2 separate regions of the Homo sapiens genome follow, and region 2 is linked to region 1. Evidence: read pairs that join two places in POLR2A ChIA-PET (ENCODE). Cell type or tissue: OCI-LY7. All regions are shown on one strand. Links, peaks and the distances in the headings refer to the core of each region. The heading gives the core; the rest is flanking DNA. Region 1 holds the start of LOC105371578 (a long non-coding RNA gene). Region 2 overlaps EPN2 (epsin 2).

The links. ChIA-PET counts read pairs that join two places held together with the same protein. Peaks named below come from ENCODE experiments on the same cell type or tissue, not always from the same donor. Only the 100,000 strongest peaks of a DNase experiment are listed, where the experiment ranks them.
Region 2: POLR2A ChIA-PET joins it to region 1 with 5 read pairs; 2 of 35 experiments call an interaction of 5 or more read pairs at or near these places.

The regions. Positions count from the first base shown.
Region 1 is chr17:19,562,756-19,579,029 of GRCh38, forward strand. It overlaps SLC47A1 (solute carrier family 47 member 1), which reads left to right. Exons shown (of 17, transcript NM_018242.3): 13 at 4,035-4,104; 14 at 4,341-4,473; 15 at 8,723-8,817; 16 at 10,025-10,106; 17 at 14,572-16,274. The coding sequence ends at 14,798. It overlaps LOC105371578 (a long non-coding RNA gene), which reads right to left and starts at 8,723. Exons shown (of 3, transcript XR_934310.4): 1 at 8,090-8,723; 2 at 1,768-1,874. RefSeq lists an enhancer at 13,067-13,642. In OCI-LY7, for the core only: CTCF peaks have their summits at 5,180 and 5,380; a DNase peak (open chromatin) is centred at 7,156; H3K27ac peaks cover 900 bases.
Region 2 is chr17:19,335,605-19,347,428 of GRCh38, forward strand. EPN2 (epsin 2) reads left to right here. Exons shown (of 11, transcript NM_014964.5): 11 at 1-1,111. It overlaps B9D1 (B9 domain containing 1), which reads right to left. Exons shown (of 7, transcript NM_015681.6): 5 at 11,665-11,727; 6 at 8,186-8,253; 7 at 7,571-7,857. The coding sequence ends at 7,715. It overlaps MIR1180 (microRNA 1180), which reads right to left and starts at 8,970; the gene lies at 8,902-8,970. RefSeq lists silencers at 2,388-2,597, 9,992-10,286 and enhancers at 5,748-6,315, 9,992-10,286. In OCI-LY7, for the core only: CTCF peaks have their summits at 2,687 (motif pointing left) and 2,891; a DNase peak (open chromatin) is centred at 2,687.

The sequences.
Region 1 (16,274 bases), core at 3,618-11,617:
AAAGAATGAAAAACAAGAGGCCCACAAACTATAGAACTGACGAGATGAGGAAACATCAGAAACTCAACAATCAAATTACTTGTAAGGTGGCCAGGATCAACCCAACCTGGTAGAATCGGTGAAAGAGATGAACCTCTACCTAACTTAATCACAGGGGGCGGGAAACGGCACCTCTAACAAATAAAGGGGGACGTTACTACTAAACACAATCATTTTTAAAAATCCTAAGAGACTACTTTGCACAACTTTTTCCAAGGAAATCTAAAAATGTGGAATAAACAGATAATTTTCTAGGGAAATAATTGATCAGTATGTACCCTAGAAAAGATAGAAGGTCTAAATAACTGATTTCCTGTAAGAAATAAGAGAAAGCTTTTTTTTTTTTTTTTTTTTTTTTGACGGAGCCTCCCTCTGTCGCCCAGGCTGGAGTGCAGTGGCATGATCTCAGCTCACTGCAAGCTCTGCCTCCCGGGTTCACGCCATTCTCCTGCCTCAGCCTCCCAAGTAGCTGGGACTACAGGCGCCCGCCACCACGCTCGGCTAATTTTTTGTATTTTTGGTAGAGATGGGGTTTCACCGTGTTAGCCAGGATGGTCTCGATCTCCTGACCTTGTGATCCGCCCGCCTCGGCCTCCCAAAGTGCTGGGATTACAGCCATAAGCCACCACGCCCGGCCGAGAAAGCTATTTTAAAATGTCAAAAAGCACAATCCCAGAAGGTTCCAAAGGATAATTTTATAAAATCTTCAAAACATGGGGAATTGCAAACATAGATAAAACAGAAAATTTCAGAGCACAGGAAAAGGAAAACTTTGCATTCTGTTTATGAAGCAAATATAACATTGGTGCCAAAATCTGACAAAGTTTGCACATAAAAAAGAAAGAAAATCACAGATCACTCTTATGTATTAATATGAATTTAAAAATCCAAAATAAAATGTTATTAGACATAGGCTGGGCGCGGTGGCTCACGCCTGTAATCCCAGCACTTTGGGAGGCCGAGGTGGGTAGATCACGAGGTCAGGAGATCGAGACCATCCTGGCTAACATGGTGAAACCCTGTCTCTACTAAAAAATACAAAAAATTAGCCGGGCGTGGTGGCACGCACCTGTAGTCCCAGCTACTCGGGAGGCTGAGGCAGGAGAATGGCGTGAACCCGGGAGGCGGAGCTTGCAGTGAGCCGAGATTGAGCCACTGCACCCCAGCCTGGGCGACAGAGCGAGACTCCGTCTCAGACAAAAAAAAAATGTTATTAGACAGAATTTAGCAGCACATTGAAAAGAATATATTTGGGTGAAATATAAAAGTGAATATAGGCCAGGCGCGGTGGCTCATGCCTGTAATCCCAACACTTTGGGAGACTGAGGCAAAAGGATCACTTGAGCCCAGGAGTTCAAGACCAGCCTGGGAAACATGGCGAAACCCCATCTCTACAAAAAATAAAATTTAGCTGGGCATGGTGGTGTGCACCTGTAGTCCTAGCTACTCAAGAAGCTGAGGTGGGAGGATCACTTGAGCCTGAGAGGTTGAGGCTGCAGTGAGCCATGATTGCATCACTCCACTCCAGCCTGGGTGACAGTGAGACCCTGTCTAAAAAAAAAAGTGAATATAATATCTCAGGTGGAAAAAGCAAGGTGCAGAACATCATATAGAGAATGCTGCATGTGAAATGATAGAATATAGAAAGGAAAATTAAGAATATACATTTGTATTTGCTTATATTTTCATAGACACTAGACAAACATGGAACGTGCTAGGAATTGTTACCTGGAGGAGGCAGGGCTGGTACTGGGGCAAACTGGAAGGGCATTGCAGTAAGACTTTGCTTACTATCTTGTTCATATTGTTCCATTTTTTGACCATGTGCATGTTACCTATTCAAAAAATAAAATTTGAATAAAATAATTATATTTCTGTCCTTTTTGGTGAGGAGGAAGTGATCATCTTGTTCAGTGCTGGATTTCTTTTCTTTTCTTTTTTTTGAGATGGAGTTTCGCTCTTGTTGCCCAGGCTGGAGTGCAATGGCACGATCTCGGCTCATCGCAATCTCCGCCTCCTGGTTTCAAGTGATTCTCCTGCCTCAGCCTCCCGAGTAGCTGGGATTACAGGCATGCACCACCACACCTGCTAATTTTGTATTTTTAGAAGAGATGGGAGTTCTCCATGTTGGTCAGGCTGGTCTCGAACTCACCACCTCAGGTGATCTGCCTGCCTTGGCCTCCCAAAGTGCAGGGATTACAGGCATGAGCCACCACTCCTGGGCCAGTGCTGGATTTCTTATTTAGTAATTAAACAAGTATTTATTGGGAGACAGTCTTCTAGGTTCTAGTTTAGAGTGACAAAACTCACTCCAAGGGTGTTGTGAATTTCCTGCTTCCCCAGGTCAGGGCAGCATTTTTCTCATCTCCCTTCACATGCAGAGGTTAGAATCCAAGTCTCTAGCTTTAGGGGTTCCATTTCTAGGAACCAAGGATAATTCTGCAGAATATATCTATGGCCTTTACCAACCTTCGTTCCATAGAGGGAACTTAATTTTTACTCTGTAGTGCTTCACTGAGGCTTACTAGGAGACACAGTCAGACTTGGCCTGTGGCATCATCTTAAAAGAAGGATGATCATAGCATCCAAACTTGCCGGGATGATAGGTGCGTGCCACTGTGCCCAGCCAAACTTCTTTTCAGCTGATGGGGAACGGGGGAGGGATGTCACCAAATCCCTTGATTTGTCTACACTGACCAGATGGACTATGCGGTAACCCCTCTTTATCCTTGGTTTTGCTTTCCAAGGTTTAGTCACCTGCAGTCAATTTTGGTCTGAAAATCTTTTTTTTTTTTTTTTTTTTTGAGATGGACTCTCGCTCTGTCGCCCAGGCTGGAGTGCAGTGGCATGATCTCAGCTCACTGCGAGCTCTGCCTCCCAGGTTCACGCCATTCTCCTGTCTCAGCCTCCCCAGCAGCTGGGACTACAGGCGCCCGCCACCACGCCCGGCTAATTTTTTTGTATTTTTAGTAGAGACGGGGTTTCACCATGTTAGCCAGGATGGTCTCGATCTCCTGACCTTGTGATCCGCCCGCCTCGGCCTCCCAAAGTGCTGGAATTACAGGCGTGAGCCACCGTGCCTGGTGGTCTGAAAATCTTAAGTGGAAAATTCCAGAAATAAACAATTCATAAGTTTTCAATTGCGTGCGGTTATGAGTATTAGGAGGAAATCTCACGTCCCGCCTGGGACATGAAATCATCCCTTTGTCCAACATCTCCACGCTGTGTGTGCTTTCCACCCGCTAGTTATTTCAGATTGACTGTTTTGGTATCACAGTGCTAGTAATCCCAAAGCACAAAAGTAGTGATGCTGGCATGTGGTTATGGCCTACTTTATTACTACTGTTGTTACTCTCTTACTGTGCCCAAATTATGAATTAACATTATCATAATGTATTTGTGTATAAGGAAAACACAATGTATTTAGGGTTCAGTCCTCTCTGCGATTTCAGGCATCCACTGGGGGACTTGAAACATATCTCTTGAAGACAAGGGTGTGGTGCTGCCTATTTTTTCTAAAAGCTGTGAGATACAACATGCAGTTAGTTTCCTCTATGGACCCAGCAACAGGTGAACTGTCCCTGACTAGGCTGCTGGCCTCAATGCATGTGCATGTCTGTAATATGCAGAAAGCTATATACTTTTTTTTTTAAGACAGTCTCGCTCTGTCATTCAGGCTGAAGTGCAGTGATGAGATCTCAGCTCACTGCAACCTCTGCCTCCCGGGTTCAAGCGATTCTCCTGCCTCAGCCTCCTGAGTAGCTGGGATTACAGGTACCCACCACCAGGCCTGGCTAATTTTATATTTTTAGTAGATACGGGGTTTCACCATGTTGGCCAGGCTGGTCTCAAACTCCTGACCTCAGGTGATCCTCCCGCCTCAGCCTCCCAAAGTGCTGAGATTACAGGCATGAGCCACTGCGCCTAGCCAGAAAGCTATATACTTCTTTCTCCACTTTGTCTCCTAATCACCACGTGCTTTATTTTCCTAACAGAGACATCATTAATCTGGTGGCTCAGGTGGTTCCAATTTATGCTGTTTCCCACCTCTTTGAAGCTCTTGCTGTAAGTATTATGTAGTAGTCCCCTAAGCACTGTTATGATCTTCTGATGGTGGTAAATTTCAGCTGAGAGGAGGGGCCAGCATAGGTAGGAAGATTGAATATTGTTACCACATTTCGTTTAGAAGGATACTGTCACCTTACCATGGATTTTAGCACAGAATATGAAGTGCTCGGGAGATGGGAGTGTTTCAAGAGCGCCGGATGTGTTCACAGTGATGGAATGCTCTCTGCCTGCAGTGCACGAGTGGTGGTGTTCTGAGGGGGAGTGGAAATCAGAAGGTTGGAGCCATTGTGAATACCATTGGGTACTATGTGGTTGGCCTCCCCATCGGGATCGCGCTGATGTTTGCAACCACACTTGGAGTGATGGGTAAGCTCTAACCTCTGCAGGCAGGGCTTAGCTGCTCACCAGCCCAGGAAATGACCGTCGGAGCACACGGGTCTTTGACTGAGGCTCACCTCTGAAACTCGGGAGCTCGCCCACGTCCATTCTGTGTCTTGTCAGAGAGTGTAGGGGGCGTTCAGGAGGTGACCTCCAGCTCTAGCCAGGGCCCCAAGGCTATGTGGTCCTGCCCCTCACACCCCTGCGGGCGATCTTCCACGCTGACACACTTGAGCACAGATGCCCTTTCTACCAACCTCCTATCCTGAGTCATCCAGCCCTCACTTCTCTAAAGGAGGCAACAGCAGGGACCGCTGAAGAAGCATTTGGAAGCATCCCCTTAGTGTGTTTCGTGCTGTTCTTTAGAGACAGCATGTGAGCCCCTGAGGGTGACTCTGCAGGGCCAGGGCTATCGTAGGCGGTCCTGCGTGCGTGGGGTGCTGCAGGGTCTGCACTCACGGTGGCACTCTGCATCCTAGAGCAGTGCCCCATGTGCTCACCAAGCAGCATGGCTGGATCCTTGGAGGGCAATGGGTGGCCAGTGCCCTTCTCATCACCCTCATCGCACTCCGCAGCCTCCACCTCCCTCCTTGTGCAGCCTTAGCTCTGTGCCCCCACAGAGCTCCCCACAAGGCCATACACGTGGTCGGTGTGAACAGCACAGAAGGAAGGGGGCGGACTTGAGCACCTTCCCACATTTGGAAGAAAAAACTTAATCCACAGCATCTGAAATTACCAGAGCTAATCTTTTTAAAAAGTACGGAAATAAATGACTGCCCAGCTTTGATTTCTAAAATAATAATTTGGAACATATTGGCAGTTAATAAATGATGATATGAAAACCTGGACATTTATCTTTGGGGTGAGTAGTGACTGACTTAAAGCGTGGCTTGTTTTGATTCATCTGTACTTGGCAGGCTCAGAGGTGGTGAGAAGTCAACTGATACCTACAGGGAACTTCCAGTTCAGTATGTTCCTTTATGTGGCACATTTTTCTCAAGTTCAATAATATTTTAATTAAAAATACAGGAGTTGTTCAAAGAATAGTATTGCCAATGCAAAGTTCATTGGGCTTGCATGATAGTGCAGAAAATTATTTAGCTGAGTTTCTGGTGCGATTCATAGTTTGGATTTGCCAATTGCCTAGCTAATGCAAATATTATAGAAATCTAATTTATTTTTATTTTTAAAGTAATGTATTTTATGTAACACAATATGTCTAAAATTATTGCAACGTGCAATCAGTATAAAATATTAAGGAAATAATTTAAATTCTCTATATTATATCTTTTAAACTTTAAATTGACAAATTATAGTTGTATACATTTATGGGGTACAGTGTGGTGTTTTGATATATGTATAAAATGTGGAATGATTAAATTAAGCTAATTAACATACTTATCACCACTTATTTTTTATGGTGAGACATTTGAAATTTACTTAGTTAATTCAAAATGTGCAGTACATTGACTACAGTCACCCTGGTGTGCAATTGATCTCAAAACTTATTCTTCCTGTCTATCAGAAATTTGTACCTTAACAACTCCCCATTCCCATGCCCTCCCCTCCTTGCCACCAGTCCCTGCTAACCATCATTCTACTCTCTACTTCTATGAGTTCAACTTTTTTAGAAGAGGAGTCTACTTTATTCTCCTGTTTCATTTTTTACAGATGGGGTCTTGCTATGTTGCCCAGGCTGGTCTCAAACTCCTTGACTCAAGTGATCCTCCCACCTTGGCCTCCCAAGTATCTGGGATTACAGGCATGAGGAACCTGCTTTGAAATATAAATCCATCTGTATCCCAAGTGCCGTCCTTGGCTCACCTATTCATTTAACAGAATATATCTAGGCCAGGCACAGTGGCTCATGCCTGTAATTCCAGCACTTTGGGAGGCTGAGGTGGGTGGTTCACTTGAGGTTAAGAGTTTGAGACCAACCTGGGCAACTTGGCGAAACCCCGTCTCTACTAAAAATACAAAAATTAGCCAGGTGTGGTGGTGTGCGCCTGTAGTTCCAGCTACTTGGGAGGCTGAGGCACAAGAATTGCTTGAACCCGGGAGGCGGAGGCTGCAGTGAGCAAGATGGCACCACTGCACTCCAGCCTGGGCGACAGAGTGAGACTCTACCTTAAAAAAAAAAAGCGTAACTAATTGTGCAAAGTAGAAGAGGAAGTTGAGAATCACTGAAAAGAAATGGTGGGGGCCCTGGGGATGTGAGGGCTCTATGAGAAGCCTATAGTCAATCCCCCCCACCCACCTATTAGAAGAAATTGTGGTACGAATTGGTTTTGAGTATTGTGTCTCCTGGTATGGTATGCAGTATACCTATACAAGGTGTCTAGGAGAGCATCAGAATTCTGCAGGTTCTCAGAAGCAACCTCAGGAAATCATAATGACCCTCAGAATCCCTGGGAGACATTTTAAATATGTAAATTCCTGGGCCTTGCCCATGAGATCTAATAATCATCCCACTTTGGGCTCATAGGTTGGGTCAAATAGAAATCTTTTAAATGATGTATGCTAAAATTATTGGAAATCTAATTCATAACTTTCAAATTATAGCTGGAGTTAGCTGGTTATTTCCTGTTTAAGGTGGTTCAGGTGAGCTTGTAGTTTCTATGTACTGAGAACACTGGATTTGAAAGAGGAAGCCAGTAGCTTGCTTTTACTAATTTTTTATAGGACTAGCAGGTGGCACCAACTATACTATTCTAAGAGCAGGCTAGGCTGGGCGTAGTGACTCATACCTATAATCCTAGTGCTTTGGAAGCCAAGGCAGGAGGATCACTTGACTCTAGGAGTTGGAGGCTGTAGTGAGCTGTGGTCATGCCACTGCTCTCCAGCCTGGGCAACAGAGCAAGACCCTGACTCTAAAAAGCAAACAAACAAACAAAAGGGCAGGCTGATCATACCTGAAAAATGTGATTGGTACCAAGAAACAGAGCTGTAAAACCTGTACCGAATCCATAAACCAGGAACCCAGACTAGCCACCTTAACCCTTACATAGATCTGGACAGCTGTGGAAATAAACCAGGACCAACCAAGCAAGACAAGCAAAGTCTGTGTATTCTCAGCAAGGGTGTTGGCTGCCACCACTTGCATTTGGGCAGAAACTCAAAGGCAGGCAAAGGAGTGGGAAAGCGTCACAGTGGATAAAAGGGGAGGCTGCAGGTGTGTCCTGAGTGGAGATTGTTGATCTGGGGGATGCTGGAGGTGGCTGACTAGAAATGGGCCTCCCATGTGATTGGTTAGGGGGATGTATTTTACTTTCTCTGGTTGGTCCTAAGTTGGAAGTGCAGACCAAAATTAGGCAAGCTGTCAGTTGCTAATCAAGTCCTGGCCATCTGGGGCCAATCGTTACAGAAGTTACTGGTTAGCTTCCTGGATTGTTACCAAAGGCAGCGATCTTGCTTCCTGCAAGTCTGATTTAGGGAAGGCTGGCTTCCTGGGTTTATTGTAGATGGGGTGGGGTTTCTTGGGCAGGGTGCTGCAGGTTGTGAGGCAGAGGTCTGTTTTTATTACGGTCAGGACTTTGTCTCTTGGTTATTGTTGGAGCTTTTGGTTCTGCCATTAGTTTACTGTTGACCAAAAAACCCTCCTCACCTGGGGTCTCCCTCTGTGCCCTGTGTGGTGCCTTGAGATTCACAGGGCTTTTCCCGCCATCCATTCCCACCTGGCCTGCCTTTGGTGTTCTCCAGTCATCTGTAGGTGCTCAGCCCTGCTCTGGAAGCTTCTAGCAAAGTCTGTGTCAGAAGCAAGTTAAGGTCCAAGGTCTGGCAGGAACTCTGAGGAAGAGAACATTAGTAGTTTATATGGCTAGTGATTTCTGCTTTTTTTTTTTTTAATGTTAGTCCCCTTTTTTGAGGAAACCAGGGCAGAAGTAGTTGGTCCTGGGAAATTTTAATTTCCTTATAACTGGCATTTTTCTTAATATTCAAGCATTATAATCAGTAAGGCCAAAAATATCCTCTGAATATTTGTTCCGAAATCCTGAACCAAAAGAGATGGCCCTTTTGGGGGTGGCCTCAAGGAGTACTGGGCTTTCCAGAACCTTCTGGAACCTTCTGGAAGCCTGAGGAGGAGCAGGATAGAGGTCTCTGGCCCGCTGTGGGCTCCACCTCAGCCATGAAAGCAGATATTCAGTATGGCTGACAGAAGTGATATAGGCAAAACATACTCCCCAGGGGCAGCTGGTTTTCTATGGAATTAACCTCTATTAAATATTTCTATTTCTAGGTCTGTGGTCAGGGATCATCATCTGTACAGTCTTTCAAGCTGTGTGTTTTCTAGGCTTTATTATTCAGCTAAATTGGAAAAAAGCCTGTCAGCAGGTAACTATGTTCATTCTGTCCCGGTAAAGGTTCCTCTCCTAGAAAAACAGGATCTGATCTGGCTCTCCCTTTTTTCTTTTGGAAAGTTCTTTTCTCATTTTCTTTATTCTTATCTCATGAATACTATTGTTCTTGTTGTTTTAACTAGACAGTTCAGATGTGAAGGGCCAGATGATCCTGGCTTTATCTATTCCCAGAAAAACAGGGGACTCCTTTCTTCCTTGTCTCCCATGCCAGGCTGTCACCCTTGTGCAGGAAAATCCAATTTCAGGACAAGAATTAGAACTGGAGAGAAATGTGGGATGCATCAAAGTCATCCTGATGTTGTTTTTATGGTCTCCAAATGTTTTGTTAAGATACTTGTGTGCATCCTTCCCTTCAACTTTCTAGGGTCAGTGTGAGGTCTAGAAATAGGTGGTAGAAAAATGAGATGAGTCGAGGTACAGTGGCTTATGCCTGTAGTCCCAGCTATTCAGGAGGCTGAGGCAGGAGGATCGCTTGAGCCCTAGAGTTCGAGGCTGCAGTCATCTGTGATCACTGCACTCCAGCCTGAGTGATGGAGCGAGACCCTGTCTCTACAAATAAAAATGTTTTAAAAAGAAAGAGATAAAGTAAAAAGGGAGAGTTCTAAATGATCTTGGTCCCTCTCTTGTCCCTGTCTCCCTCACCCTGTACTGTTCCCATCCCACCTTCCCTTTCATGGACCCCATTTCAGCCTTTTCTGTTTTCTTTTTCTTAAGAGACAGGCTCTCACTCTGTCACCCAGGCTGGACTATAGTGGCAGGATCACATCTCGCTGGAGTCTCAACCTCCTGGGCTCAAGTGATCCTCCTGTCTCAGCCTCCCAGGTAGTTGGGAATACAGACATGCGCCACCATGCCTGGCTGTTTTTTTTGTTGTTGTTGTTATTTTTTTGTTTTTAATTTTTTAATTGAGATGGGATCTTGCTGTGTTGCGCAGGCTGGCCTTGAATTCCTGGGCTCAAGCAATCCTCTCTCCTCAGCCCCCCAAAGTGCTGGGATTACAGGTGTGAGCACTGAGCCTGGCCCCATTTCAATCTTTATGAAAGATGACCTGTGAATGAGAGGAACTTCAGCTATACATGCCAATTAAGGAAAATGGCTTGGCTCTTCCTAAACTAGGTGGTCAAGTAAAATACCATATTAACACTATTGTGAAGCCTGATGGACTGAGTTTCATTTTCCAGGCTCAGGTACACGCCAATTTGAAAGTAAACAACGTGCCTCGGAGTGGGAATTCTGCTCTCCCTCAGGATCCGCTTCACCCAGGTAAGATATGACTCCCTCAGCCCTTGGACAGGCCTGTCTAGGTAGGACTGGAGGGGCTGTTAGTGAGACACAGCTAGATTTGCTGCTATGAGCTCTCATTTAAATAGGGCAATAATGTTTCAGAAACACATGATAAAGCCAAGTAACACACAATTCAAGGTAAACTGAGTTCATTCCACACATTAGTAAACCGCTATAGATGACTGAAAGGTCCCCAGTTCCTCCCCTAATTTCTGCAAGCACTTTGCAGGCATTTCTAACACTTGGAAATACTGTGCTTCTACCATAGCTTAGAAACTGACATTTGTTTGTTTTAATGGGGTCCCTGCTGTTCATCAGGCAGACACTTGTGGGCTTTAAACAGGTCGTTGCTTGGACCTTTGCTTCTGATTCACATTGTGCAAATGTGGTTATGGTTTTCTTCAGTCAGTTGAGTAATCCCCCCGATTCCTGGCCCCTTAGGCAGTTAGCCACCCACTCTCAGTAACCCTTGCTCCTTTATAATTTAAACACTTTGACTTCATAGAATGGCTGATACTTAGTCAGTGGTCAGTTGTGTTGTTTCTGCCAATTTTCATTCATGTTGTCTAGGCTCCTGTGCTGTGTGTCTGGTTATCTTTGATTTTAATTTATTTTTAAATTAATTTTTTAAAATTAAAGAAAAACTTTTTTTTTTTTAAATAGAAAGAGGGTCTTGCCCTGTTGCCCATGATGGTGTGCAGTGTAGCTCACTGCACCCTTTACATCTTGGGCTCAAGCGATCCTCCTGCCTTGGCCTCCCAAAGCAGTGGGATTACAGGCGTGAGCCACCACACCTGGCCTGGTTATCTTTGATTATGTTCCAGACTTTATATTTGAAAATTGTTCATAGAAGTAACTTGAGCCTGAAAGAATGTTGTCTATTTATCTTCAGAGAGGATTTTCTTTTCCTTCTGTTGGACACTGAGGGTGACCAGCAGTCTAGGGCAATCTTGGAAATGGAGCTTTCTGGAGCACCCAGCCAAACTGAAGGTGTGCTGCAGCCAGTGTGAGGCTTGGTTTACTTCTTCTGGTTCATGCTTTTTTTTTTTTTTTTTTTTTAAAAGCAGTCTCACCCTATTGCCCAGGCTGGAGTGCAATGGTGCGATCTCAGCTCACTGCAACCTCCGCCTCCCGGGTTCAAGCGATTCTCCTGCCTCAGCTTCCCAAGTAGCTGGGATTATAGGCGCCCACCACCATACCTGGCTAATTTTTGTATTTTTAGTGGATATGGAGTTTCACCACGTTGGTCAGGCTGGTCTCGAACTCCTGACCACAAGTGATCCACCCTCCTCGGCCCCCCAAAGTGCTGGGATTACAGGCGTGAGCCACCACACCTGGACTGGTTCATCCTTAAGTCTTGGATGCAGCCCTTTGGGGTTCTAACCACAAGTACAGAGAGGTTTGCCAGGGCCTGATTCTTGGTAGGTACCCAAGTCGCCAAAGCCCTGGTCAGCGTCTCAGTCATGTGATCTGGATGTAGGTCTCTCTGACCTGCATCCTCTCATCTCTCTGATCTGAATGAACTCTCTGATGTGAAGCAGCCTCAGAGGCTGGGCAGCCCCTCTGGGTTTCCTTCGTCCCTGGATCTTGCCCTGGTGACTCTTCATTACATTGTTTGCATTCTGATGCCTTCAAGATGATATTTAATTTGTTTTATTGAGGTTCTATAATGATCTTCAGGGAAGGGTTGGTGGATGTTTTCTACCATCTTGCCAATTTCCCTGATTTGTGAAATCCGCATAACAATAGCACTTATCCCTGTTGTTGTTTTTGAGTCTCACTCTGTCGCCCAGGCTGGAGTGCAGTGGCTCGTTTTCACTGCAACCTCTATCTCCCAGGTTTAAGTGATTCTCCTGCCTCAGCCTCCTGAGTAGCTGGGATTACAGGTGTGTGCGGTGGTGTACCACCACACCCTGCTAATATTTGTATTTTTAGCAGAGACGGGATTTCACCATGTTGGCCAGACTTTTCTTGAACTCCTGACCTCAAGTGATCCGCCTGGCTCGGCCTCCCAAAGTACTGGGATTACAGGCGTGAGCCACCACACCCGGCCTAACAATGGCACTTACTTTTATACTACCGCTGTTGGGGTTGAGAAGCACCCAGAACTGCCTGACCAGGGAAAGCATTTTGTTAAGTGTGAGCTGGTATGATTCTGTTCAAAATGATTTTCTTTTTCTCCCTCCCTCCCTCCCTCCCTTTTTCTCTCTTTCTCTCTTTCTCTGTCACCCAGGCTGGAGTGCAGTGGTGCGATCAAGGTTCACTGCAGCCTTGACCTCCTGGGCTCAAGCAACCTGCCTGTCTCAGCCTTCCAAAGTGCTGGGATTAGAGGCATGAGCCACTGCACCCGGCCCAAAATGATTTTCTTTCAGAACTCTGAGGATATTGCTACATTCCTAACATTCATCCACTTATGCTCATTAGGAAGTGGGATGGCCAAGCTTATTCTCGTGCCATTATGTAATATGCCTTCATTTTTCTCTTCGGAAGCTTTTAGGACATTTTCTTATTATTATTCCTTTTTTTTTTTTTTTGAGATAGGGTCTTGTTCTGTCACCCAGGCTGGAGTGCAGTGGTGCAATTATAGCTCACTGCAGTCTCAAACTCCTAGGCTCAAACAGTCCTCCCGTTTTAGCCTCCTGAGTAGCTGGGATTACAGGTGCGTGCCACTATGCTCAGCTAACTCTTTAATATTTTTGTAGAGACCAGGTCTTGCTTTGCAGCCCAGGTTGGTCTTGAACTTCTGGATTCAAGCAATCCTCCTGCTTTAGCCTCTCAAAGTGTTGGGATTACAGGTGTGAACCACCACGCCTGGCCTATTACTCTTACTGTTCTGAAGTGTCTTGAGACTAAGTCTAGGTGTGAATCATTATCTGCTTGAAACTGTTGGGGTGAAGGAGAAGCTATCCCCTTGCCCTCCGATGGTTCACTGAAAAATCAACTTATAATAAGGCCGATGAATAAGAGAAAAGGCATACAAATGTATTTAACCATGCAAAAGGGAAGAATCACAGTCATTACCCAACATCCCAGTGAGGCCCAACACTCATATAACCAACTTTCAGAGGGGAGAGAGGAGATAGGGCATTTGGTGCTTCTGTTGAGGGATAGTAAATGAGTACTAGGGAAAATGATTGAATATTTTGCAGAATGAATGGATTGGGGGCAGGGTGGACAGACTGGTTCCCTTTGGAAGTTGAATGAACCTGAGAGACTGGCATTATTTTGTAAAAGGTTTGGCAATTGTTCTTCTTGGTGGGTTTGTCTGGCTTTTATGTAGATGGGGAAAAGTCTCTTTCAAGGCCTGTTGATCTCCAAAGAGTTTTTAATTTAAAATACTCATTATACCAGGGAGCCATATCTTGGGGTGAAATTCTCTGCAATCCTTCAATACTTAGTAGGCCCTTTGATGTGAACGGTCACATCTTTCTCCCATTCTGTGAATAGCCTTGTATTCTTTCTTCCTTCCTTTTTTTTTTTTTTTTTTGACACTGGGTCTCTCTCTGTCACTCAGGCTGGACTGCAGTAGCACAATCATAGCTAACTGCACCTCGATATCCTGGGCTCAAGTGATCCTCCCACCTCAGTCTCCCAAGTAGTTGGGACTATAGGCATACGCCATCAGGCCCAGCAAAGTTTTTGTTTGTAGAGATGAGGTATCACTATGTTGCCCAGGCTGGTCTTGAACTCCTGGGCTCAAGGGATTCTCCCACCTCAGCATCCCAAAGTGTTGGAATTACGGGCGTGAGCCATCGCACCCAGACTTGAATTATTTCTTAGGTTGTTTCTCCTTGTGTTTTGTTCTGAAATGCTTATTAGATGGGTGTTGGCTCCTTGAAAATTTCCCCTGTGAATCCTTTTTTTTTTTTCCCTTGGAGTGGAGTTTTGCTCTTGTTGCCCAGGCTAGAGTGCAATGGCACCATCTTGGCTCACCCAAACCTCTGCCTCCTGGGTTCAAGCGATTCTCCTGCCTCACTGCCTCAGCCTCCTGAGTAGCTGGGATTACAAGCATGTGCCACCATGTCCGGCTAATTTTGTATTTTTAGTAGAGACGGGGTTTCTCCATATTGGTCAGGCTGGTCTCTAACTCCCAACCTCAGGTGATCTGCCTGCCTCAGCCTCCCAAAGTGCTGGGATTACAGGCATGAGCCACCGCGCCCGGCTTCCCTGTGAATTTTAATGGAGAGGGCTACCTTATTTCTCTAGCTCCTGGGAGAGTGCTCCCTGGAGCACCCAAGCCAGCGCTGGTAGGATCATCGGTGTTCGTGAAGGAGTGAGTGGAGGGGCACTCTGCGATAAGATTTCTTTTATTTATTCACTGTAGCAATAGTGTCCTGAATTAACTTTCTCTCCACTATTAGCACATATTCCTTTTATACATAGCCCTTTATAAAAATGAAAAAAAAAATCCCTTTTAAGCTGCTAAGTTCCTTTTTCCTCCCAGGGTGCCCTGAAAACCTTGAAGGAATTTTAACGAACGATGTTGGAAAGACAGGCGAGCCTCAGTCAGATCAGCAGATGCGCCAAGAAGAACCTTTGCCGGAACATCCACAGGACGGCGCTAAATTGTCCAGGAAACAGCTGGTGCTGCGGCGAGGGCTTCTGCTCCTGGGGGTCTTCTTAATCTTGCTGGTGGGGATTTTAGTGAGATTCTATGTCAGAATTCAGTGACGTGGTAGGAAAGAAAGTCAGGTCAAGTGATGCTTTTGAGCTTACACACAATTCACAGGCCCACCAGTGACAATTTACTGTGAGTTAATGTCATTCAGGTGTGCCCATGGATTTTGAGGGCTGGAAATGCAAAGACACATTTTTCTATAAAAAGAAAAAGCAACTAAGGTTAAAAGCTATATTGTGGCCCAAGACACTGTCTGAAAGATGACATGAGTAGTAATTCACCACTATCTGAACCAAGCAAGGATCAATGTGCTGACTGCATTGGCCAATGGCTTTGATACTTCTGCTATTTTTTTAGACACAAACCCATAAACTAACTGCTTAAGAATTCATACTGCTTGAATTATGTAAAATATATTTTACAGTATATCTTTCCTTGGGCCTTAGATTACTATTCACTGGGCAAATGGTATTTGTTTTTGTTTTAATTTTTTTTTTAATAGACGGAAGTCTTGCTCTGTCATGCAGGCTGGAGTGCGGTGGTGCGATCATAGCTCACTGCAGCCTCGAACTCTTGGGCTTCAAGCAATCCTCCTGTGTCAGCCACCAGAGTAGCTGAGACTACAGGGGTATGCCACCATGCCCAGCTGGCATTTGTTAATCTTCATTTGAGGTCTAGATCTAGGCACTGTGGACACTGAAAAACAGTTGGGAAATCTTTCGAGCTGTGGAAATCCAAACAAAGACTGATAATTCCTGGTAGGGGTGTGTGCGTGACGTACTGCAGCCTCAACCTCCTGGGCTCAAGTGATCCTCCCACCTCAGCCTCCTGAGTAGCTGAGACCACAGGCGTGTGCCACCACGCCTAGCTAATTTTTTATACCAGGGTCTACCCTTTGTTTCCCAGGCTGGTCTTGAATTCCTGGGATCAAGCAATCCTTCCACCTTGCCCTCCCAAAGTGTTGGGATTATAGGCATGAGCCACCACGACTGGCCAGAGGACAAAATTTTAATAAAGGTCTTAGCTTAAGCAGTAATCCTACTTCATTAAGCCTTCCTGGGGTGCGGTACACACCGTTAATTCAGCAACCCTCAGTACATACTAAGTATGCTCAGTGCTGTGAAAGTGGATTACACCAAATTAAGTCATTCTTATCACACCCAATCAAAAGTCAAGAAGCCAGGGATAAAAGCACCTCAGGCACATAACATTAATCTAGTAATGTAATTCTCTGCACATCCAGCTGGTGAAACTGCGTGCTGTAAGCTGGGACCAGCTTTGTCCATAACTGCTGAGAGAACTTGCTGAAGCTCTAGGAATAATTTTGCCTGCCCGGTTGCTCACCAGTTGTAGCTTGCCAGCTCCCAACACCCTTCCTGGTGCCAATAAACTTTCTCAAAGAGCAATACTGACATTTCTTTTGATAAAACCTCCAGCCTTCTCTGTGTTGTTCCGACATACCGAGGACCAACTGGTCTACATGGATGCCCTGAACATGCAATTCTTTCTTCCAAAATAAAACATTAAAT
Region 2 (11,824 bases), core at 504-8,503, 230 kb before region 1:
AGGCTAAGACAGGGGTGGGGGGCTAAGGGACCAGGGCTGGCCCTGATCCACCTACCTGCTAACTCCAGATATTATTTTTAAGTTGGAGACCTAAAAATAATTCTCTTGTATTTTGGAGATGAAGAAAAAAGTCATTCACCTGGGAGGGATTTTTAACAAACATGCACTAATATTACCTCCCTCTTCCAAACTCCTACTGTCCTCACCTCACCCACCACTGTAAAAGTATTACGTCGTGCATTAAAGACCAGAAAAGACTTGCTTTTACCCAGGGAGGGGACATTCCCCCAATCCTGTGTCTGGGCAGCTTGCCTGGTGGATGTTTCTGGCCCTTTTTCCACCATGGGAATTTCTCACCTCTAGCTCTAAGGGCAGCTGACCACCTGCCAGCCCCTCTCTGGTTCCAGAAGATTACCCTTCGCACCGGCACAGGAGAGATCTTAAATGGTCTCTGGGCTGCTGGGACATGCAGGCTCTGAGTGGGGACTGCACCCACTCATGCTGTTCCTGAGGCCGCCCTCTCCAGTCCCAGGAGCCGTGTCTAGAGTTCCTGACCAGCCACCTTCTGCCAGAACTGCAGGCCTGCGGCTGGGTCTTAGGCTCCCGCTGCCATTTGGGTAAGCCGGTGGCTGGTCTCGTCTGCCGGGGGAAGGGTGGGGAGGTGCAATGGGATGGGAGGCAGGATGCTTGCCCAGAAAGGTGCTTTCCTTCAGACGGTGCAGGGCCTGGGCCAGCCTTACAGGTCAGTAGACTAGACTCGACTACTTGGGGTCAGTGATTCTTTTGTAACGAGTCTTTCATGATGTGACTTTGAGGCCCCAACATGACAGCCACTGGGCCACCGGGACCCAAGAAGACAGCCCCCTGCCCCATCTTCTGGCACAGGCCATCCCGAGTGCATGTCCCTGTTGCCCACTGCACTGATCATGAAGCCACCGGCCACTGCCACGCATGTTGCACCTGTGCCATCGTGCTCCCTCCTGATGGGCACCGTGGTGGAGGAAGTCACCCAGCTGTTTCTCAGTCCCAGAGGCCGGTGGCTGGTTTTGAACTTGTGTTGACTGTTGATACTTATTTACTGTATAAATATAATTTATCATTTGTACCATGATGCGGTTTCTGGCTGTGTCCTTCTCCCACCCCATCTTCATCAGTCCTGTGCCACTGGAGAGGTGGGAGATGAGGGAGCCGATTCTTGTGGAGCTTGGTCTGCAGTTATTGAGGCCACCAGCCTGGTCCTAGTGCCCGCGTGAGCTGGGCATTTGGTTGCCCCTGAACCTCAGGGAAAGGGGGTGGGAGGCGTGCCTTTTGTGAGGTGCTGAGACTGGTGGCCTGCACGGGTGTGCTGGGGGAAGTGCTAGCCACTGCCCTTTACCCTTCTGTGTCCGCCCTCTTAATGCGGCCTTGTCACTGGTGGAGGCTGCTTTGGATGAGGTGGAAGTGACAGTGTGCCGGGTCCCCAGAGGCTTCCTGTGCTCTGCCTCCTCTTGTGTCCATGCTGCAGAAGAGCTGCTCTGGGAAGCCACTGCCTGTCAGCTGAGGCAACAGAGGGAGGGAGTGCGTGGAGCTGCCCAGCCAACTGCGTGTTCCTGAGAGGAAGGGCCTGTTGGAGCCACTGGTTCTTAGGTGGCTTGCTGTGCAACAGCTGACCGACAGAGGGCCTGTGCCTCAGAGCCACCAACCAGACGAGGGCAGCGGCGGGAGGACACGTGCATCTCCAGGCAGCAGAGGTGGAAGAGGTGCTCTGGTCACGGGAAGAGGCAAGGCCGAGGCAGAGGCGGCTGGGAGACCCTGATGGGAAGGGTTGGAGAGGCCTTGAGACGAGCCTGGAGGGAGGTCTGGGACTGCCCTGCAGCCCTCTGCTCTCTGTGCAAGTGCCTGGCTCCTGGTGTCCACCCAAGGATAAGCAGACAAGCTTGACTCAGAGCTAGGAGGCTAGGGACTGGTGGCAGGGGGTGCCCGTTCAGTGCAGGGGACAGGAGAGAAAGAAGGGTGTGTGGGATGCTCTTGGTTACGCTGCAGTAACACATCTCCAGGTCTCAGCGGCTTCCCGCGGAAGTTTCTCACAGAAGTCAGTGACTCAGGGACTCAAGCCGCTTTCATCTTGAAACACTGCTATCTTTGACAGACAGCCCTGAAGGTGGCTATGAAGGGAAAAATGGACAAGGGTCAAGCATAGATTTCTTACAGCCAGGCCTGGAATTGCCTCACTGCCACTCACACCAGTGCCAGAATTAGGCCCTCGGCCCCCATCCAGATGTGGGGTGGGTGGGGATGGGCAAGTGCAGGCTTCCTTAGTGGTGGAGGGTGGGAGGTGGGGAAATGGGCTTGGTTAACATTGCCAGTCTCTATCACAGCGGACTGTCTGGCTCCCAGAGAGTTATTTCAGTCTTCTTCTCAAACATAGACAGTAAGGTCCTGTGTCCTGGGCTCTGTGGAGTACAGAGCCTTCTCCAGCAAGGCAGACACAGCCTATAAACTAGAAAGACCTATGATCTGTGCCCTTCCCCCAACAATAACAACAAAGCAGGGCAGGGGTCAGTACCCACAGTCCAGCTCCATTTGGAGGAGCAGAGAATGGGAGACTGCCCCACAGTGCTGGAAGCTGCCGCACAGACTGAGGTCGCCTTGCGGTGAGGAGGGAAAGGACCTGATGGTGCCCTGCTCTGGGCTCTGCCCCCTGGTGGGGAGCTGGCCTTTTTTGTATTCCCTTGGCTGCAGCTCTTGGGCCAAGCTCAGCTTTCTCACCTGCTGCCTGTGGGTGGATGGTTCCAGGCCAGGACCTGTTTTGAGTGAGCCAGAGGCTTCAGTCCAGGCTCATGGACTTTGCACACTTCCATCAAAAATGTGGCAATCTTTGTACTTCTAATCAGTTCCATGTACAAATAACTGCATTATTTTGGTCAGAGTGTTACTTTGGTGGCCCCTGATGGACCTTGTCTCCCAGTGTGGTCTCCGTCACCTGATGGGCGTGGCCATATGACTAGATGGGGCCAGTGCCATGATGGCAGGAGGGGCTTGATAAATGCCTGCACATGGAGCTTGACCTCTTGGCATGTTCTGCTGGCAGCCCACATGTCGTACTATGAGAACTTCAAACACATGGAGAGGCCACATGGGGGAGAACGGAGGTGTTCTGTCAGTAGCCCCCATGAGCCCCAGACAACAGCCCACCATGTGAGTAATCATCTTGGTCAGCTCAGTGGAATAGCTCTAGCCAGAATCAAGTGTAGCATAGCCACCCAGCTGAGCCCAGTCCCCTGTAGGATCATGAGTGATAAATGATAGTGGTTTTAAGTGACAAAGTTTTGGGGTAATTTGTTACACAGCAATGGACAACTCAAGCACACACATAAAATTCTTTCCTAGACATAAGCTGCCTTATTTCCTTGCTGCCTTACCTCCATGCTTCTCTCAATTTAATGGTAGCTACCATGAGGCCATCTGGGATCATGATGGGAGAGCCACCCCCTTAATTCCGTATTTACCAAAAGACCAAGTTATTTTGTTCAGATGAGAAGTTTTATTATGCCTTTATTGCTGAAAGCAATTTTGAATCTTACCTTTTCTCATTAGAGTTTGAGAAAGTCTTTTGCAACCTTTTGATGCTAATTTTTTTTAGATTGTTGCCTTTCATTTCTGCTTGCAAACTAGCCAGTTCTTTCCTCCTTACTGTGATAGCATTCCAAAATGCAGTCAACAGTAGCCAACTCACACTGCACATCCTATCTGGCCTGTCCCTTTCCCCTAGAGCTGCTGTCTCTGGGGCACATAACCTGCCTCCCAAGTTAGCATGAGAGTCTTAGCAAATGTCTTGTACTTGCATAATATAGATCTCCTGCTGTCCAGCTTATGAGCTGTATTCTTTTTGCCTGCCACGCAGCTGCTTAGCCAACAAGAGTTTGTTTTTTCTGTTTTTTGGCTACAGCAGAAACCCACTCCTGATTTTCATATCATTTGCAATAGAATAGGCTATGCAGGATCAAATAACCCCAAGCTCTCATTGGCTGAGCACAGTATCTTATGAGTGTTTCTCACTCACAAAAAGCCTAATGGAGATGTTCCTGGCAGTGCTCTGCAAGCTGGGGTGCCCAGACTCAGGCTCCTCCCTTATGATGCTGCTTTCTTCAATGTGTGCCTCAAAGGGTGCCATGGACAAGAACGAGAAGTGCTTGTGTGACCCTGAAGTGGGTCAGACCTCTCAGTGGTGAAGATCCTTTTCATACTTTGCTTTGGCTAGAACTACCCAAATGGACCCACCTTGATACAAGGGGCCTAGGAAATGTAGTCTTCTGGTGTGCCAGGAGAAAAGGGAGATAGGCTGGTCAACATGCAGCTTTGTGACACCGACAGCATGGACAGCAAGTAAGCGTGGACCTGCAGGCCGTATGCCTCGACTGTCCTCATGGAGGGGGTCCCACATGCCCAACCCCCCCCCCCCCCCGGCTTCCCGGGCACTCGCGCCTTCAGCCTCTTAAATCTCACTGCATCATCTCTTACCTTGACTGGGCAGGGATGCAAGGAGCTTTGTGAAGTGACAGTGACATTTCTGTGCCTTTGGGGCTGGGTTGTGCATTCTTTTTTGAGATGGAGTCTCCCTCTGTCGCCCCGGCTGGAGTGCAGTGGCACAGTCTTGGCTCACTGCAACCTCCACCTCCCGGGTTCAAGCGATTCTCCTGCCTCAGCCTCCCGAGTAGCTGGGATTACAGGCGCCCGCCACCATGCCTGGCTAACTTTTTGTATTTTTAGTAGAGACGGGGTTTCACCATGTTGGCCAGGCTGGTCTTAACAGTCCTGACCTCAGGTGATCCGCCTGCATCAGCCTCCCAAAGTGCTGGGATTACAGGCGTCAGCACCATGTCCGGCCTGGTTGTGCATTCTTAAAGTATTCTTGGCCAGGCGCAGTGGCTCATGCCTGTAATCCCAACACTTTGGGAAGCTGGTGCAGGCGGATCACCTGCGGTCCGGAGTGCAAGACCAGCCTGGCCAACATGGTGAAACCCTGAAACCCTGTCTCTACTAAAAATACAAAAATTAGCCAGCTTCAGTGGCAGGTGCCTGTAATTTTAAGCTACTCGGGAGGCTGAGGCAGGAGAATCACTTGAACCCGGGAGGCAGAGGTTGCAGTCAGCCAGGACCGTGCCACTGCATTCCAGCCTGGGCGACAGAGTAAGACCCTGTCTCAAAAAAAAAAAAAAAAAAAAAAAGAGTTACGCATTTTGTTGTACGTAAATGTCCCCTCAAAAGAACACACTAAAGCCAGACACTGGATTCTGGTTAATGGTAAGTGTGCTGAAATATACAGAAGGTGGAGTCCTGATTTCACAGTTTATTTTGAAATGCAATAAAAATAGGATGGATTGAAGCAGGGATGAATAGTTGGATATATGTGAATATACAAGTACGGAACAGGAAATTGGTAATGGTAAAATCTAGGTGGTGGGTATGTGGTGTTCACTGTAAAATGATGTCAACTTTTCCACATTTAGACATTTCAGTAATGTTGAGAAAAATTGGAAAATTAAACATAACCAGAAGAGGGTGACTTAGTATTTCCCAGCTGCTGACAGGCTGGACAAATGGGGCCTGAGGCTTGTACGTGCACACCACAGGCTAGAGGCTTCAGGGAAGCTTCAGGTCCCCTTGATGTGGACCAAGGCCAGTGCCCTGGGTGAGGTGAGGCCATGGACAGAGAAGACAGCTTTCCGGGGAGCTGTGATAGCTGTGATAAAATGGGGCAGAGGACAGGAGCAGCTGAGGGTGCTGGGCTTTTGCTCTGTGTCGTCCCATGACACGTGGGGCACATGTGGAGGCTGGCGTGAAGGAGCCCGTGTAGGAAAACTCACGATGGAGGGAGAAGGGGAGAAGAAAGACCCTTGAGAGCACTGTATCTCCCACACACCTGAGGCATGTCCTCAGGTAGGGTAAGGAAGGCAGCTAATGTGGGGTGGTTGTGGGAACAGAAGGGAGCGCCTTAGCTAAGCTGGCAGGGAGGGTGCTGGAGGCCTGAAGAGACAAAGGCTGTTAAGTTTCCTCAGAGAATGCATGAGGGAGTTGTCTAGGGAAACACAGACCTGGGCCATGGATGGAACGCGAGCCGTTGTGGCTCTGGGGGCTCAGGCAGGTGCAGGGCAGGCGAAGGAACAGCTGGCTGTCACCAGGGTGGAGACCTTGCCAGGTGAGCATAAACGAAGGATGGAGGGCACTATGGGAAGTGCATGCAGATGACCAAGAGTTCTAAACTGGGCTGGGAGGAAAGCAAGGAAAGAGGGGCTGATGGTTGGCGAAAAGGGGCTGGGCCAGGAGCTTGGAGGGCCTGGTGGTTTGAAGAGCACAGGGAAGCGCCACATGAGGGAGGGCCTGGCCTGAGGGAGGGATGCCTCAATCCAGACTTTGGAGGCAGTGCCTTCACCAGTAACAAGAGATATGCCTGCCTGGCTGTGAGGGGTAGAGGTGAAGACAGACTGTTCCAAGTGAGGAGGTTGAGGAAGAGGCAAGGACACACCCCTGCTCTAGGCTCACCGCACATGGGGAGTGGGAGGAAAAAGATTCCACTTAAGAGGGCTGCAGGGTACTGAGTGGGCTTCAGTAAGGCCAGAAGGCAGAGGGAACTTCCTATTCCGAGAAGATGGAATCACAGGAATTTTGCTGACAACAGACGATGAGTTTCAGAACGCACAGTGAGTTGGGGGGAGGGCACGGGAGTGCTCGTGAGATAAAAGGCAGAAGAGGGTCGGCCCAGATGGTCTCAGGGCAAGTGCCATGACGACAGTCCAGGGCAACATGGGCGAGGCTGGGAGGTGGGGGTTTGCCAGGAGCCTGTGGTTTCTCTTGGATCCCGCTGAGGGCAGTATCTAGGCTGGGGCACCATGTCTGCCGAAAGCTCAGTGGCAGGGCAGAGAGGGCCTGGGGCTGCCTCGTGAGGTGCGAGGGGTTCTTGTGAAGGTGGGGAGGCCCAGGGTCAGGGCCTCCCAAAGTAATGCTGAAGGGGCTCTGCTTCCAGAAGGGCCTGGACAACCTCAGAGGTCAGGGTGTTGAGCCAGGGGGCTCACCTTCCTCTCCTGCCAAGGGGCTGCCAGAAAGCTGGACCCCAGCCAGCGGCCTCCCACCTCTGAGAGGTTTCCAGCCCCCATCCTTGGACTGTGGGTAGGGGGGCAGAGAGGGGAGTGGGCAGGCTGAGGGTCTGCCATCCCCCGGGGTACCTCACCATTCCAGCTCCCAATAACAGGGTTCTGTCCTTGCCAAGGGAGGCTGGTGGCCAGAAGCATGGCTGAACGGGTGATTCTACTTAACCCCAAGCCTCTAAGGAGGGTGCCATGCCCAGTTAGTTCAAGGAACAATGTGTTGCGGTATAGAAAAGGCCACACAGCTTTGAGTGGCAGAACCTGGTTATGTCAAAGCTCCCATCCCACATGCCATCCTGCTGCACGGTCTGGTCTCCTGGCAGCTTCCACGGCACAAGGGGTAGGGACAGGGAGAGCCCTGGAGGTGGGGCCAGGAAAGGCCCAAGAGCCCCCAGCTCCTGTGGGGGAGGGGCTAAACAGGAGAGAAGGCAGCCCCAGGCCTAGGCTCTCTGAAAATGAGACTTTATTATACAAAACTATTCTGTGTGCCCCCAGCTCTGGCCACCAGGCTGCCCCTCAGGCCGATGGGCAGCGGCTGACTTCGGGAAGGCAGCCCTTCATTATCAGAGACTGTGCAGCCTGTGGAGCCTTCACTGGGGGAAGCTCTGGGGTGGGCTGGGCCCCAACACACCCTGTGTATCAGAAGGCCCAGTGTCATAGCCCAGTTTCCTCATGTCCTTGGTCACCACGTTGAAGAGGAGGGTGACAAAGCCCTGAGAACGGACACGGGTCACTGGGGACAGAAGGGCAGCATCAGCCAGGCTGGGCTGGGGCAGAGAGAGACCCAGGTTGATCTGGGAATCTCAGCCTCAGCGTTCTCATCTGTAAAATGGGGACAACAGTGCCTGACCCAAGCCCCTCACTGGGAGGTAAAGGGGCTGCCGGGACAGGCAGACATGACAAACCCTCTGTGCTCCAACCAGGCCCTCATCTGGGAACATTTGTGGGCTAGCTCCTATGTGCCTGGCAGGTCCCCGGCATTCACCCCAACCCTGGGCCCACCCACTCCCAGGCTGTAACCTGTATGGGGGATGGGGGTAAGAGAGGGGAGGGAGCTTTACCTTCCCGGCCTTCACCCTGAGCCACCACCTTGGGGTCTGTGTACTCGGGCCGCCGCCCCATGAACCAGCTGGGAACACAGAAGAACACAGGTGAGCAGGGCCCCACCTGGGCATTCCTGGTCTTGGACGACACTGGATGTGGGCTCTCCTCGGTTCAGAAACCAGCACTCTTGTTCCAACCGCACCCCACCCCCACCAGGAGTCAGGCCCTAAGCAGAGCCTTCCCAGTGGCTGGGCTCCAGCGTGGGGTGTCCCTTGCCGAGGTCACACAGCCTAGCCAGGCCTCATGTGCTCTGCAGCCACGCTGCCTCCGCTGGCCGGTTAGGCTTTTCCATCTCTGGCTTCCATGGGTTTGGTTCACTGGGAATGAGAGCTCAGGAAGATTCTGGGGTGGGGGTGCTACCTGAACCCCCAGAAATCCCAGAAAAGTGACAGCAGCTGAGGTGGGGGAGGGGAGGGGACAGTGTGACCCTCCAGCCTCCCTGGAAGGGGGTCCCACCCCAGAGAGTCTGTGGGGTGGGCAGAAGGGCCAGAACGGCTCCTCAGCCTTACCTCCCACTAGTGTGGGGTCCAGGACATGTCACTTCCCATCTTGGCACCCACCGCAGGCCCTGCCAGGGGCGGCACACAGCCACCAGGCTGAGCATGCGCCCTCCCCAGCCCCAGACCCCAGTTGGGCCAGGCGGGAGGCCAGGAGGCCGGGGGTGTCAGGCCCCGCCGCCGACACACCCACGCGAGCCGGAAACAACCAGGAGCACTATTCCCGGCCGGGTGGGTCCAGCAGCCGCGGGCTTCGCCCCGCCGGGACTCGCGGCCGCGCCTCCTCTGTACCACAGCTCCCAAGGTCCCCCCACGGACACACCCGGCCCCGAGGGTCGCTGGCAACCATGCCGACCCAAAAGCCCACGCACCGCCCTCCCCGCGGCCTCTCCGTCTCTGAGGTGGGCACCAGCGCTCACCTGGGGCGGCTGCAGAGGGGCCCAGGCCAGGGAGGGGCTCTCAGCTGCCGCAGAGTTGGCCTGTGGAGACCACAGCCAGGGAGCACTGCCCACCAGCCCCCAACCCCAAGGAGGGAGCCAGAGAGTGAAAGCCAGCAGGCGCTCCCCAAGGGGAAGGGATGGGCAGCCACAACCCCTGCGCCTCAGTTTCTCCTTTGGGAGAGCAAGACTCTCACAGCACCCACCTCACAAGAGGCTATGTATGAGGACTGGGGCCTGGGAGCATCCCCACTGTGCCCAGCAGATCCCATCCCGGAGCTCACATGGAGCTCCCGTTCCCACTGAATTTCTTTCCTGGGGTCCACCCGGGTGGTCTGCTTAGCTGGCTGGGGTTGGGGAGACAAGACAGGCTGTTCTGGGAGAGCATTCCAGGCAAGGACCTGAGGCAAGGAAGGACCCCTCAGACTGCAGGAACTGAGGTAGATGGGAAGCAAGTGGGCAGAGGCCATGAGGTAGGCAGGGCCCGACCACCGGCCTGGCAGCATTCTGGTTGAAGTTCATTCTGACAGAGACAGGTTCTAGCAGGGGAGGGGTGCAGCCCCAGTTGTGTTTTAGGAACACCGTTTTTCTTGCTATGTGAAGACTAGACTGGAGGGGTGGCAGCAGGCTGAATGACGGCCCCTCAAAGATAGCAGATCCTAGTCCTGGGAAACCGTGCACGTGACCTTATTGAGAAACAGGGTCACGTGCACTTTGCACAGATATGATTAGGCTAAGGATCTTGAGGCGACTATCCAGGTGGACCCTAAAGGCCAGGACTCGAGTGATGAGGCCACAAGCCAAGGAAGGCTGGGGCCACCAGAAACTGAAAGGGCAATAAACAGAGTCTCCCCTAGAGCCTTGGGAGGGAGCACAGCCCTGTGGTGCCTTTTCTGGGCCCAGTGACCTGGATTTTGAACTCTGGCCTTCAGCATACATTTCTGCTGTTTTCAGCTATCACATTTGTGTGTTTTGTTGCAGCAGCCACCGTGGGAAACGAATACAGTGGCCAAGAGTGTTTGGGGCAGGCCCTAGGCCAGCGCTGGAGGATGTGGGGAGAGGCTGGGAGAGGGGTGGGGATGACCGAGGTGTCAGCCTGAGCAAGGAGCCTCCATATCTGGGAAGATTCTGCCAATCAAACTGCCTTCACTAATCAGAACTTTCTCCAGTTTTTGTAATCCAAGCACATACTGCCTTGCCCAGTTGCGAGCCCCTCCACAGGGGCTGTGAAACCCTTTCCTCAGCGAGCTGTCCCCTGGAGGCCCAAAGTCCTCCTTGGAGCTGTGGGCGGTGGAACAGGGTGAATAACCCAGCCTGGATGGCTGTGTGGGTCCCCAGTCTCTTAGGCTTTCCCAACCCACTGATGGGCACTGCCTCGCTGCCTCCCTGACAGCCTGTGGCATGGGGATTGTCACCTCCAGGTGATACTGGCCCAGGTCATCTGGGAAAGAAGTCCTTTGCTACAGGGTGGCCTCCCAGAAGGACTCCTAGGGGCAGTAGGCACACAAATTCTCAGGCTGAGGCCAGCGGAGACCCTGCCCTTCCTCCCCTCCACGGCTCTCAGAGCTCAGTGAAGCATTCTCGGCCCTGGGCGCGATGCTGTCCCTCCACCCAGCAGGGCTCTGGCCTGGTCTCACGCCCAGTACTGGCCAGGCTCGCAGGGGCTGCTTGCCGGCTGCTGCCCTGGAACCCAGGGAGTCCTCCATGTTCCACTTGTGCCTCACTAATCTGCCGGTGGGCGGCAGAGGCTTGCTGCCCAACTGCGCTAATGGTCCTCGAGTCAGAAGGCCAGGGCCCAGCTGGCCCTCTAAGCTCCCACTTGGATGTGAGCAGGGGTAAGAGGCCTTCATGCTGGGGCTGCATCCAGGCATCCCCTGGGCCCTCCCTGCAGGCCCTTGTGTCCTGGCCCCTGCCTGCCTCCCTGATGTCTCCCTCATTCTGCCTGGCTTACCACTTACTGGCCACACTGCCGTCCTGGCCACACCACCGTCCTGGCTTCTCTAGCATGCTAAGCTCACGCTCTCCTCAGCCTGGCAGGCACTGTTCCCTGTGCCTGATGTTCTTCCCCGGCTCTTCCCTCCACACTAAGCCTCTGCGCAAATGTCAGCTCCGGCCAGAGACTCCCACATGTAAAGGCATTTATCATGATTACTGTTCCAAGGTGTCTGACTCATACTGCTATATCCTCTTGTTTCCCACCTTTTAATGTCACATTATGTCATGAGCATTTTTCCCATCTGACAAGAGTTTTTCCTCTGCTCCCTCAGACACAAAGATTTTTCACAGGGCACAGGGTAAAATCGCCCGGCCTTCTGCTGCTGGAACAGGGCTGAAGGGAGCCCCGTGACTCAGCACTCCCAGGGGACCTGTTTCTATTTGTCCTCAGTGGGTGGAGCAGCTTGCAGATCTGAGGAGGCGACCAGGCACAAACTGAGGGGTAGAATGGGACATCCATTCATCCAGTAGATCAGGAGGGGCTGGGGTTATGGGTACAAAACTCACCTTGTAAACTTCTGCAGTTTAGACGTAGATTCTGGGACAAACATGGGGATGGTCCTTTTGTGCCTGAAACAAATGTTTTTGCAGACAGAGATGCTGAGTAAGAGACCTTTCTGAGCCTCCAGGGAGAAGAAACCCTCAGATCAGGCCAGTGCAGCTGCAG